2 separate regions of the Homo sapiens genome follow, and region 2 is linked to region 1. Evidence: chromatin contacts called from ENCODE Hi-C or POLR2A ChIA-PET data. All regions are on one chromosome and are shown on one strand. Each heading gives the region's core, a stretch centred on a gene start or an enhancer-like site at or near the end of the contact. The rest is flanking DNA. Distances are from core to core; before and after follow the strand shown.

The links. A loop is a pair of places that touch in the nucleus more often than their neighbours do. ChIA-PET counts read pairs that join two places held with the same protein, here RNA polymerase II (POLR2A). Pooled maps may share reads with other maps.
Region 2: a pooled map shows a loop between it and region 1 (21-fold over the local background). The contact joins the promoter of MASTL here to the promoter of MLLT10 in region 1. A Hi-C loop is called at or near these places in 1 of 37 single-sample maps with no recorded cell type and 10 of 50 pooled maps. POLR2A ChIA-PET finds 5 or more read pairs at or near these places in 1 of 52 experiments (activated B cell).

Annotation. Positions count from the first base shown.
Region 1 is chr10:21,531,150-21,536,812 of GRCh38, forward strand. It overlaps MLLT10 (MLLT10 histone lysine methyltransferase DOT1L cofactor), which reads left to right and starts at 3,083. Exons shown (of 23, transcript NM_001195626.3): 1 at 3,083-3,371; 2 at 3,496-3,655. The coding sequence starts at 3,496. RefSeq lists enhancers at 2,652-3,365, 4,081-4,793, 5,057-5,570 and silencers at 2,731-3,260, 3,271-3,340, 3,451-3,790, 3,931-4,020.
Region 2 is chr10:27,152,539-27,158,201 of GRCh38, forward strand. MASTL (microtubule associated serine/threonine kinase like) reads left to right here and starts at 2,814. Exons shown (of 12, transcript NM_001172303.3): 1 at 2,814-3,074. The coding sequence starts at 2,889. YME1L1 (YME1 like 1 ATPase) reads right to left here and starts at 1,846. Exons shown (of 19, transcript NM_014263.4): 1 at 1,640-1,846. The coding sequence starts at 1,672. RefSeq lists enhancers at 2,576-2,635, 3,256-3,505 and silencers at 2,696-2,905, 2,703-2,901.

The DNA of each region.
Region 1 (5,663 bases), core at 1,833-4,332:
GAATATGGTTTTAAATATTTCTTTCATAATATCTACTTATGTAAATAATTATGGAAAAGCAAATACAGAAATTTGGTGCCTACCTTAAAGAATAAAGAAAATTATTGGAAGATATATTACCCATAGAGCGAAAATACATCTTCCCATTATAGTAGGGTTAGAGGTTACATCATAAAATACTTTACTTGAGTTTTTTGTGGTTTGCCTCAGATGATTAGTTTGGAGAAACAGATGAGCTAGTACTGAGTTAGCTGCTGTTATGTGAAGCAATGTTTAGAGACAACAGGGTTTCATTTTATTCTAGAGGTACTACATACACTTTTTTGAAGGATATTTTGAGAATATAAAATAAAAATTTAGGGTAACATTTTACAGTTGAAATTGTTCTTTTTCACAAAGTTATTTTATAACTCCTATGGTAATTTATTTTTATATTGCTATGTATTTTAAAAAGCATACTTGAACTTTAACAATTCTGCCAATGTAATTACAAGTTTTATCCATTTTGAGGTAGGAAAATTAGCATATTCAGCCAATTGTTACATATATGACTATATATATATATATATATATATATATATATATATGTCTCACAAAGGACAAATACAACTTTCTCACTGCTATATTCCCCATATCCAAAACAGTCCCCAGTACACAGTAAATGTTGAATAAATATTTACTGAATGAATAATTAATTGTGTATTTGAACTGTTTTACTGTTTTATACTGTCTGCTTTTCTTCCTTTTCACTTAACATTTTATAGAAATATACAAAATATTATACTTCAGATATACAAGAAAAAGTTTGATATCTGGTACAAGTTAAAATGAAAATGAGTTATTTACACTCATGTTTTTTCTTATAATTTTCATACTCAACATATGTTAAAATCAGTTTTAAATAATTTGAATTATATTTTGTGAACACTTATGTATACATCTTTAACAAAATTTGTTTCAGATACTATTGTTTATATACAGGCTGTTATGAAATAATACATTTTCCCTATTTTTAAAAATTTCTGAAACCTCTTACAAATGATACATTTTTTTTGTTTTGTTTAGGAAATAGCAAGTGTTTACTTACATTTGTTTTAAGTGTTAAAGAATAGGGCAAGGTACCCATCCTTCTTTACATACAAATTAATTCCTTCACAAGAACTAAGCTCCAATGCATTAAAAATAAAACAAATGTGTTTTTAAATAATTTAATGCATTAAGGCTTGGCTGCAGTGTTTGGGAGGGGAAGTTTCACACTGATTTTTAACTCAGAATTGCTCTATAGTAAGAGTCTGAACAGGACTTGGATATTGAGCTGGTATCCTTTGTATAAGGGTGAAGATAAAATATATGGTTAAGATACACAAGACAGTATAGTTTTGTTTGAAGCCCGTTTTAGTTTCATAAATTTTTAAGGTAGTTAAAAAATATAATTATTATATATCCAGAAATGTATTAATTGTTGTCACATCCCAAAAAAGAATTCATATTATGTAGTCTTGTAGTCACCTTTTCTAAATGCACTATGTGAATTCTCATTGTTTTAGTGTATATTTTAATTGCCATTACTTTGTATATCTCAGCTTTTAAAACATCTGAATTTGCTATATATGCTCTCATTGTGCTGTATACCTATTATCACTCTTACACAGATTTCTAGCAATTAATTTGAAATAGAAAAACAGCCATGATACCTTTTCTAACCCCCCTTTATCAGAAGAACATTTAGAAGGCTTTTAAAGCCCAAACCATTATATTATCTTTTGGCGACCGACTAGGAGAACTTGGGTTCTCTATGCTTTAGCACTGTGAAAGTGCATCTTCCAGATCAGCACATTTATAATGCGAATTGCTGATAAAGAACCATTTTGTACCTGCAAGGTATTAATCAAAAGTCATGAATTCGCCTTTTAACTGGGCTTGTCATTTAAACAATCTATGCATAATTCTGATTTCATGCGAAACTTTTCTAATTAGACATTTTTTGCTTAAACATCAATATTGGGCTTTACGGATGCATAAGGAATAGGCAGACAGTGGAAGATTTTAGTTTAAAAGTGCTCAGCATCCAGCTAATTAATCTATGCAGATAGGCCTAATCCATTTTCCATTTGTTTGTGAGGTGGGAGCTCTCATCTTTCTGCCACTTTTAAATGACCTCACATTTCCAAGTATAAATTTGGAGAAAAGACCCGGATCAGAGGAATCCTCCATCAAAACTGGACGCCACTGTCTGATGGCGTTAATTATGTTTTAGCGACTGACTAGGAGGGCTAGAGTTCCTTCTTCCTTTTGGTGTAATACAACTGCATTTTCCGGATCATCGTATTATATTGCTAATTCCGGATAAACCACCATTTGTCCTGCACACCGAGCTGAGGGGCGCCTTGGCGTTCCCTCTCCGAGTGCAGCCCTAACACAGGCTTTTGACCTTCAGCCTGGAATACACTTTCGTTTGTCATTGGGGCCCACGTAGTGCGAAAATGGGCGGCAGATTTGGTAGGACTTCCAGCGGGTGAACTTTGGGAAGAGTCCAGGACGTGAATTTAATGGGTGGAGTGGCTGCGGCAGCACTGTGAAGTTAGCGCGGCCAACTGCAGGAAGCCATGCTTCATTACACCCTTCATGGAAGCTGGCACACTCGCCCCACCCTCGTTTTCCACGGGCCAGTCTTGGAGGAAAAGGCCAGCAGGTAGGTTCCCAGGGCACGGAGATGATGCCCCCGGGGACTCCCCTCTGGCGATTCTGAGAAAACCCCTTCCCAGCCCTGGGCGTCCACCTCCCCCGCCACCTCCCAGGCCTCTTCCCGACGCTCACACGCGGCCCGCGCCACCAGCGCTGCAGAGGGCGGCCCTAACGTCCCCGCCCCCGCGTGCGCGCCCCCGCGCCCGTTCATTCCGGCCTCCGCGCGCCGCCGGCTCCCCTCGCGCCCACCCCCAGCACACCTCGGCGGCGGCGAGCGGCGCGGGGGAGGGGGACGGGGCCCCGGAGGTAGGCCGGGGGCAGCCAACAGGCCGCGGCAGCGCGCACGCAGGGCTAGCCTCGCCCAGGCCTCCTCCCTCACGCCGGCCGCAGGACGGGCGCGCACGCCAAGTGACGCTCCGAGGAGGAAGCGCAGCCCCCTTCCCCTCCCTCGCTGCCCCTGGCCCAGCGGGAGCCCCCCCTCCCCCCAGTGCGCCTGTGCGGAGGCCCTCTTGATTATGTGTGCCCTCTCCGGGCGCCCGCGTTAGCGGCCGGGTGGAGGTGGGGAGGGAAGACGCTGAGGAGGAGGAGGAGGCGGAGGAGGCGGTGGAGGGGAGGTGGGGGGAATCAGCAAGGACATGGCTCCTGACTCCTGTGCGGAACGTGAGTGACTGAGCGGCAAAGCCCGAGTGAGCGAGCGGTGGGCTGCCGGGCCGGGCGGGGGGCGCCGGGGCGGGCTCGGGGGGCTGTGTGGGGGGGAAGCACTAATCGGCTTGCATGTGTTTTTTAATGGTCCCCCCAACTCCCTCTTAGATGGTCTCTAGCGACCGGCCCGTGTCACTGGAGGACGAGGTCTCCCATAGTATGAAGGAGATGATTGGAGGCTGTTGCGTTTGCTCAGACGAGAGAGGCTGGGCCGAGAACCCGCTGGTTTATTGCGACGGGCACGGCTGCAGCGTCGCGGTGCATCAAGGTAAACACCCAACCGCCCGCCGGGGCGCGCCGGCCTGCGCCCAACGGTCACCGCCGCCCCCACCTGGGCCGCAACCGCCGGCGCCCCCGCCCCGTGCCGCGGCCGCGGGAGGGACGCGGAGGGTCCGCGGCGGGGCGCGGGGGGTGTGGGCCGCGCATGTGGGAGAAAGTGCGTGTGGCCCGGACTGTCATGTGATTCCGCTCTCACTCTCTCAAGTGTCATTCGGCCGCCGCCTGCGCCTGGGGCCGGGGTCTGCTGACTCGGCGGGGCGGGGCGGGGCAGGGCGGCGGCCGCGCCCTCGAGATCTGGGCCGGGGTGGGGGCGGGGGCGGGGGCGGGGGCGGTGCGCGCCCTTCCCGGGGTTCCCGGGGCCACGGGGGTGGGTTTGGGAGAGTGGAGCGCCCTCTTCTCCCCTGGCCTGCAGCCGCCTGTCTGCCGCAGTGTTTGGAGACTTCCTGTGGCGTGGAGACGGGCTCGGGAACGCGGCGCCAGTGTGGGGAGGCTGGGGGTCGCCTTGCCTCTTTAGATGGGGAGGGATGCGGGGCCCGTTGCACCCCGAGCCAGAAGGCTCGGGCCCTGCCGCCGCCGCCCGGTAGCTGTCTGCGGAGGAGATGGCGGAGTCCGTTGCTGACCATGCGGGAGTGGCGGGGCTGCTGCAGCGCCTGTGGGGTGGCCGCGGCAGGCCACCACCAGCCTAGGTGGCTGAAGAGGTGGCGGTGCCAAGTCACTTTTGGGGAGCCTCTTAGTTTATTTCTGGTTGTTAACAATTGATGAGGTTTTTGGATATACAAGAAGGCCGAGGACACTAGTAAGATACTTTTCTGGCCTTTGAAGTGGCCGACTTTTCCCCATTTCACGTGGTAAGGAATCCAGGACAAAACAGTCTATATTCTTTTTTGGTGGCTCCATGTCCCTTCGCATTTCTGAATCTGGCATTAAGCGATGCATATGTTTTTAGTAGTCTGTTGGAAAGGACTACCACCAAAAGGGAGACGAAAATTTGAACATCTGCTAAAGTGCATTTTGTAGAGAAACGAATGTCACACTTGGAAAGGGAGACTTTAGAAGCAGTGGTGATGATTCTGAGGTAGTGTACTTACTCTGAGAATGCTGTTTATTCCCAGACTTTTATTTTTTTACTTTTTATTTTGTTGAGACGGAGTCTTGCTCTGTCACCCAGGCTGTAGTGCAGTGGTGCCATCTCAGCTTACTGCAACCTCTGCCTCCTGGGTTCAAGCGATTGATTCTCCTGCCTCAGCTTCTTGAGTAGCTGGGATAACAAGCACACCCTAGCACACCGGCTAATTTGTATTTTTTAGTAGAGACGGGGTTTCGCCATGTTGGCCAGGCTGGTCTCAAATTCCTGACCTCAGGTGATCCTCTTGCCTCGGCCTCCCAAAGTGCTGGGATTACCGGCGTCAGCCACTGCGCCTGGCCCTAGACTTTTAAAGAAGAGCCAAGTTGCATGTCTTGCTTTTTTAGGGAGTGAATACAATGCGTGTCAAACCAGATACTGATTTTAAGGTCATCCCATGTTCATTGGCATTTTGAAGGCCAATGAATTTCTTATGAATTGGAATTTCTTATGAATTGGATGATAAACTATCAAAATTTGATAATTTCTATGTCCCAATATAGAAAATTTTTATTCAAATCTTAAATTTTCCTTCCTAGAAGTACACCTGAATAAAGTTTTTGGGCAATGATGCTGTGTTTTGGACACCTATGCTGTGTTTTTTGACGGATAGAGCATTTATAGTGAGACACATTTTACAAATTCTGTTTTTTTGAGACAGGGTCTCACTTTGTGGCTCAGGCTGGCATGCAGGGTGCTATTACAGCTCACTGCAGCCTTGACCTTCCAAGCCATCTTCCCACTTCAGCCTTCCCAGTAGCTGGGACCACAGGCCTGGACAACCATGTCGGGCTAATTTTGTATTTTTGGTAGAGGTGGGATTTCACCAGGTTGCCCAGGTTGGTCTTGACTTTTTTTTTTTTGAGACAGAGTT
Region 2 (5,663 bases), core at 1,564-4,063, 5.6 Mb after region 1:
TAAAATCAGGCCTCTTGATGTGAACTAAGGCAAAGAGTTGAGTTTCAAAAACTTCAATACCATATTCAATAGGCCATGTCAGACTTCTTTTTCAAACAATTACTAGGACTTCTCCAGACACTGTCATCTTGGTAAATAGCACCTTCAATGCATTCATCTGATCAAACCCAGAAACACCTCTCCCCATCATCTCTCTGATCTCTCATGCAATTCCACTTTCTTCAAAATATATCTCATTCTCTTCTTTCCATAACCACTGCAACAGCTTTAATTGGGGGGTGGGTGGGTATTTTTAGCTGATAACATCTTCCACTCTTGCCCTCTCCTATTCTCCATATAGCAAAAGCCAGTCATCTCTTAAAAATGAAAATCTAATCATGTTTTAAAACTTTCAATGGTTCCCAATACACTTAAAATGAAATCAGCCATAATATATCCTTTACTCCCTGTATGATCTGCCTCAAGTCTTTTCTCCAACCTCTTCTGTCACTACCCCCTTTAACTACTATGTTCTAGCCACACTAGCCTTATTTTTGTTCCTTCAACCTGCTAAACCCTTTCCTAACTCAGGACCTCCAGGTATTTTTCTGTATGCCTGTGATACCTGTTCACTCTTCACCTTGCTAAGTCCTACTCATATTTACTTCATATCAATATTAAGAGAAGATTCCACATTTGCTTTGCTCACCTGGTACATAACTGATGCCCAATAACAAGCAGCTGCTTCAGTTTGTTAGCCAGTACTAGCACAAAAAATTAAAAATTCTTAAAATGAGGGGGAGTAAAAGTTACACAAAGGAACACAATCATATGCTTAAATCAAGAACCTAAGAGTGTCGATTTTCTTAAAAATTATGTTTTAAAAAAACTCAATGTTTTAAAAACTATTTCTTTGCAAAACTGTAGGAACTCTCAAAAAATCTATTAAAATGTTACCATCAAAAAAAGAGACTGGAATGAAGCAAGAATAAAACATTGTCACAAGTGATTGCCCAAGAGCGTAATGAAAACCCTTGAAATCATTTTTCTCTTCACTACCTTTTGTTTTACAAAACGATGAGGATGAGGCTGAATCAAAATTTTAACTGCAAACAGTTTACGACTCGGAAATACACATTTTAGTTACTTCTGGTCAAAATGAGAAAAAAACTTGCATGGCTGGCCATCCGAAATATTATACCATGTTTGGGTTAAATTTAAATTCCATTTAAAAGGAAATAAAGAGCAGGGGATAGGGGCTGTGAACACTAAAGCCACTGGAAAGTCGGAAAAAAGGGAACATTACCTGCTCCCTTTAATGTATGGTACAGACATTTTCCCACCCCAGAACGCCGGACACTGAACAATGCCGGACGGATTCTCTAGCAGAAATTCCACGCAATCAGTTCGATAAGCCAGGGTCTCTCTCTATCACTGAGCTCACATCCCGCCTCTGCCCTCAACAGCTTCATCGTCAGCACTGAAGTCTCCGGCCCACTCTCAGCGTCGTCCCCTGATCCACTCCTCAATCCTGGGATTCGCATTGAGTACATCACTTCATTTCTAGAGTCCCTTCTGAGAAATCGCTTCCACGAGCGCAATTTGCAAACAGCCACGGGCAGGGCGGGAGGAAAAAAAATGGGCTGAATGCCTGGCTTACCTGGGGTTGCACCGTGCTCGACAAGGAAAACATCTCCGGCGGGCCCTCAGCGACCTCACCCGCCTGCCGAAACTGTGCCCCTCTGTCCACGGCCCGGCGGGGAGGCGCTGAGCCCTTCTTTTTTCCTTTTTCTCCGACCCGTTGCCCCTCACTCCTCCCAGAAACGGAAAATGGCCTCCCCTTCCTACAGCTACTGCAACGACAGACAATCCGCCCCGGAAGGCGAGGCGCTAACTCAACAGTACTTCCGGGGCAAGTGAGCGCCCACAAGGCCAAGTGCCTGCGCGTTCTTTCCCGCGGAAGTAGTTGACATTTACAAGGAGCAGCGCCCCCAAAGGTCTTTAGCTGTTTTTTAAGGGGAGAACAGCCTTTACCCTCTTTGGACTTTTTCTTCGTTTTTTTTTTTTTTGGAGACGGAGTTTCGTTCTTTCGCCCAGGCTGGCGTACAGTGGCGCGATCTCGGCTCACTGCAACCTCTGCTCCCCGGGTTCAAGCGATTCTCCTGCCTCAGCCTCCCGAGTAGCTGGGATTACAGGTGCCCGCCACCACGCCCGGCTGATTTCCTCTTAAGACTTTCTACAGCTTCCTTATGAAATCTTCTGACTGGGCCTTGAGCAATAAGGTCTTTTGCTACAATTTAGTGCTCTTTTCCTCACACTAAATCGAAAACTCTCCCTGTTGGTCCTGATCTGTTTCAGTCAGGCAAATTACATCCTGGGAAAACGTCAGATGACAGGGGAGGCCACTCGCTTCCTGCTCATCCAGTTTCGACACTTTCTGTGCTTTCATTAGCTTCCAGACCTCAGCCCTGGCCCTCGCTTTACTGTACAGTCAGAACTGGTTTCTACGCCTCGCGAGGGTGGGAGGTCGTGTATGGGAGGAGGACCGCTTCCCACCAGCCTCGTTGGGAAGCCAGGAGAAATCTCTTCAAATCCTGCGATTCAGAGTCAAGTCCCAGTCGTCCTTTTTCTGGTCGGCCCAGAACTGTTTGTGCCTCCTCCCTCATGAGGAATGATGTCAGTGGGGCCGCGGTCGCCGCCCACGAAGAGTGTAAGGCTGCGAAGTCGGGGCTTTCCCGACGCCCCCTCCGTCCGCGTCTGCGTAGGGGAGGTGACGAGGGCGGGGCGCGGCGGCGGGGTGACGTCACGGCCGCGCGCGGCGTGGGCGGAGCCTCACTTTGAACCCAGTTGGCGGGAGTGGCTGCTCGCGGAGGGGCAGTGTCTGCGGGGCCGCTGTATGCTGTCCAGCGATGGATCCCACCGCGGGAAGCAAGAAGGAGCCTGGAGGAGGCGCGGCGACTGAGGAGGGCGTGAATAGGATCGCAGTGCCAAAACCGCCCTCCATTGAGGAATTCAGCATAGTGAAGCCCATTAGCCGGGGCGCCTTCGGGAAAGTGTATCTGGGGCAGAAAGGCGGCAAATTGTATGCAGTAAAGGTAGGAAGTCAACGAGTAGCAAGGAAGGGGTTAGGCCCTTCGGCCCTCCTTCCTGCCCCACCGGCTTGGGCAGGCCCCGGGGTTGCTGGAGCGAGGAGTCTGGGTGGCCTGGCTTGCTGAAGCCTCCAGAGCCCTGCGAGCTGACTTCTTTTTGGGGCGACATCAGCGGTCGGGTCGGGTGTCTCGCCTCTGTTCCGCCCTTCCCTCCATATCTCAGATGCCCAGTGAGAACAGCAAAGTTTGACTCTCTTCTCCCTGCCCAGCGTTAGCAAATGAGGAAACTGAGGCCAAAGGCAAAGGGACTTGACCGAGGTGATTACATCGGTCTTAGTACAACAGGCACTTAAAGCCAAAGCCGTGATTCGTAGTCTCACCCTGGCTTGAGTTAGGTTTCTTTTTTATTTTTTTTTGAGGCGGAGTCTTGCTCTGTTTCCCAGGCTGGAGTGCAGTGGCGCAATCTCGACTCACTGCAAGCTCCGCCCCCCGGGTTCACGCCATTCCCCTGCCTCGGCCTCCCGACGAGCTGGGACTACAAGCGCCCGTCACCACGCCCGGCTGATTTTTTGTATTTTTAGTAGAGACGGGGTTTCTTTAGTAGAGACGGGGTTTCACCGTGTTAGCCAGGATGGTCTCGATTCCCTGACCTCGTATTCCGCCCGCCTCGGCCTCCCAAAGTGCTGGGATTACTGGCGTGAGCCACCGCGCCCGGCGAGTTAGGTTTCTAAATCCAAAAGGTTTTTAGTAATTAGTGGTTTTGTTTACCTTGTTTGCTTTGACGTGCAGAATCGTCGAAATTTTTCTACCACAGAAGAGTGATTAATCTGTAGGCACTGATAACTTTTTAAGTTTTATTCTTAACCAGAAGAAAGATTACTATTTTCTGAGAAGTCTTTAATAATTTTTTTTTAAGACAGTCTTTCTCTGTCGCCCAGGCTGGAGTGCTGTGGTGCAGTCTCGGCTCCCTGCAGCCTCTGCCTCCTGGGTTCAAGCGATTCTCCTGTCTCAGCCTCCCGAGTAGCTGGGATTACAGGCGCGCGCCACCATGCCTGGCTGATTTGTGTAGTTTTTTTTTTAGCCGAGATTGAATTTAGCCAGGTTGTTTTGGTTATGTTGGCCAGGCTGGTCTGGAGCTCCTGACCTCAGGTGACCCGCCCACATCGGCCTCCCAGAGTGCTGGGATTACAGGTGTGAGCCACCGCGCCCTGCCCTGCTATGAATTTTTTTTTTTTTTTTTTTGAGATAGAGTTTCACAGTGACGTGATCTCAGCTCACTGCAACCTCCACTTCCCGGGTTCAAGCGAGTCTCCTGCCTCAGCCTCCCGAGTAGTTGGGATTCCCGCCACCACACCGGGCTAATTTTTTGTATTTTTAGTAGAGACGGGGTTTCACCATTTTGGGCAGGCTGGTCTCAAACTCCTGAGCTCAGGTGATCTGCCCGCCTCAGCCTCCCAAAGTGCTGGGATTACAGGGGTGAGCCACCGTGCCTGGCCTTATGCTGGTTCCTTTTTAAGTGCTTTTCTTCTACCCTTTTGTGCTCTTCTCCACCTGTCTTATTCATGTATTAAGATTCATCTTAGCTCCCCTTCACACCTTCCCTAATCTTTCAGAATTGGAAGATCTGATTGAATTGGTTACTTTATATGTTCCTGAGATTTTTACTTTTCCTTCTACAGTACTTAGTCATGATCAGTTGAAATGAAAACACCAATCCATGTGTTCAGTCAGTATTTGCTTAGCACCCACCCTCTTTGTGTCTACGAACTGGACAACAATGGGGAACAAAACACACATGCCCTCATAGCCAGTGGAATGATAGGAAAAATCATGTTACCAGCTTGCTTTGTCAGTTTCCCTCAGTTTTCTTAAAGAAAGGAGTTAAGGCAGGAATTTATCATGTACTAATGATTTTATTAAGTACTCGAATAAATCTTTGAAAGAAATATGCCTTTTTTTCTTATAGCAGTCCTGAGAATTGATCCCAGTGTTACTGACTATTCAGTTTAGTGCTCCAACTTTATTTTTATTTATTTATTTATGTATTTTTAATTTTTCTTAGTGCTCCAACTTTAATAGTTCTGTTTCTGTACAGATTACCTTGAAACTTGAAAAGAGTAATTAGTTTTCTGTAAGACAGCATTTGGGACTGTTAAATTTCAGTAGTTCTAATCATTCCAACTTAAGATTTTTTTTTTCTAGGCAAACTTCCGACATTCTTCCTCTTTCTGATTCTATCCCCATCTATCAAAAAATCAGAAGTTAAAAAAAAAAATTAAGTAGTTACTCCACGCCCAGGTGCTAGTTATCTGTGGGCTTATGAGGAATGTAACTGTCTTTTGACTTCGTTATCAGAACAGTGGAACAGAATTTTTTTTCTATTAATATGCAGGGCAGTCTGGGAATATTTAATTTTTTTTCCTTCTTGAAAGAGATTATGATACTTCTGCCATTTAATACCAAGATAAGCAATTCTATCTTGAAGATTTTTTTAAACCGTCTTAACTATTTTTTGTACGTGCTTTCCTGATAGCAGTGTAAGGTCCACATGACATCTATATGTGTTCTCTCTGTTAGCGTTTTCATGATGGCAAC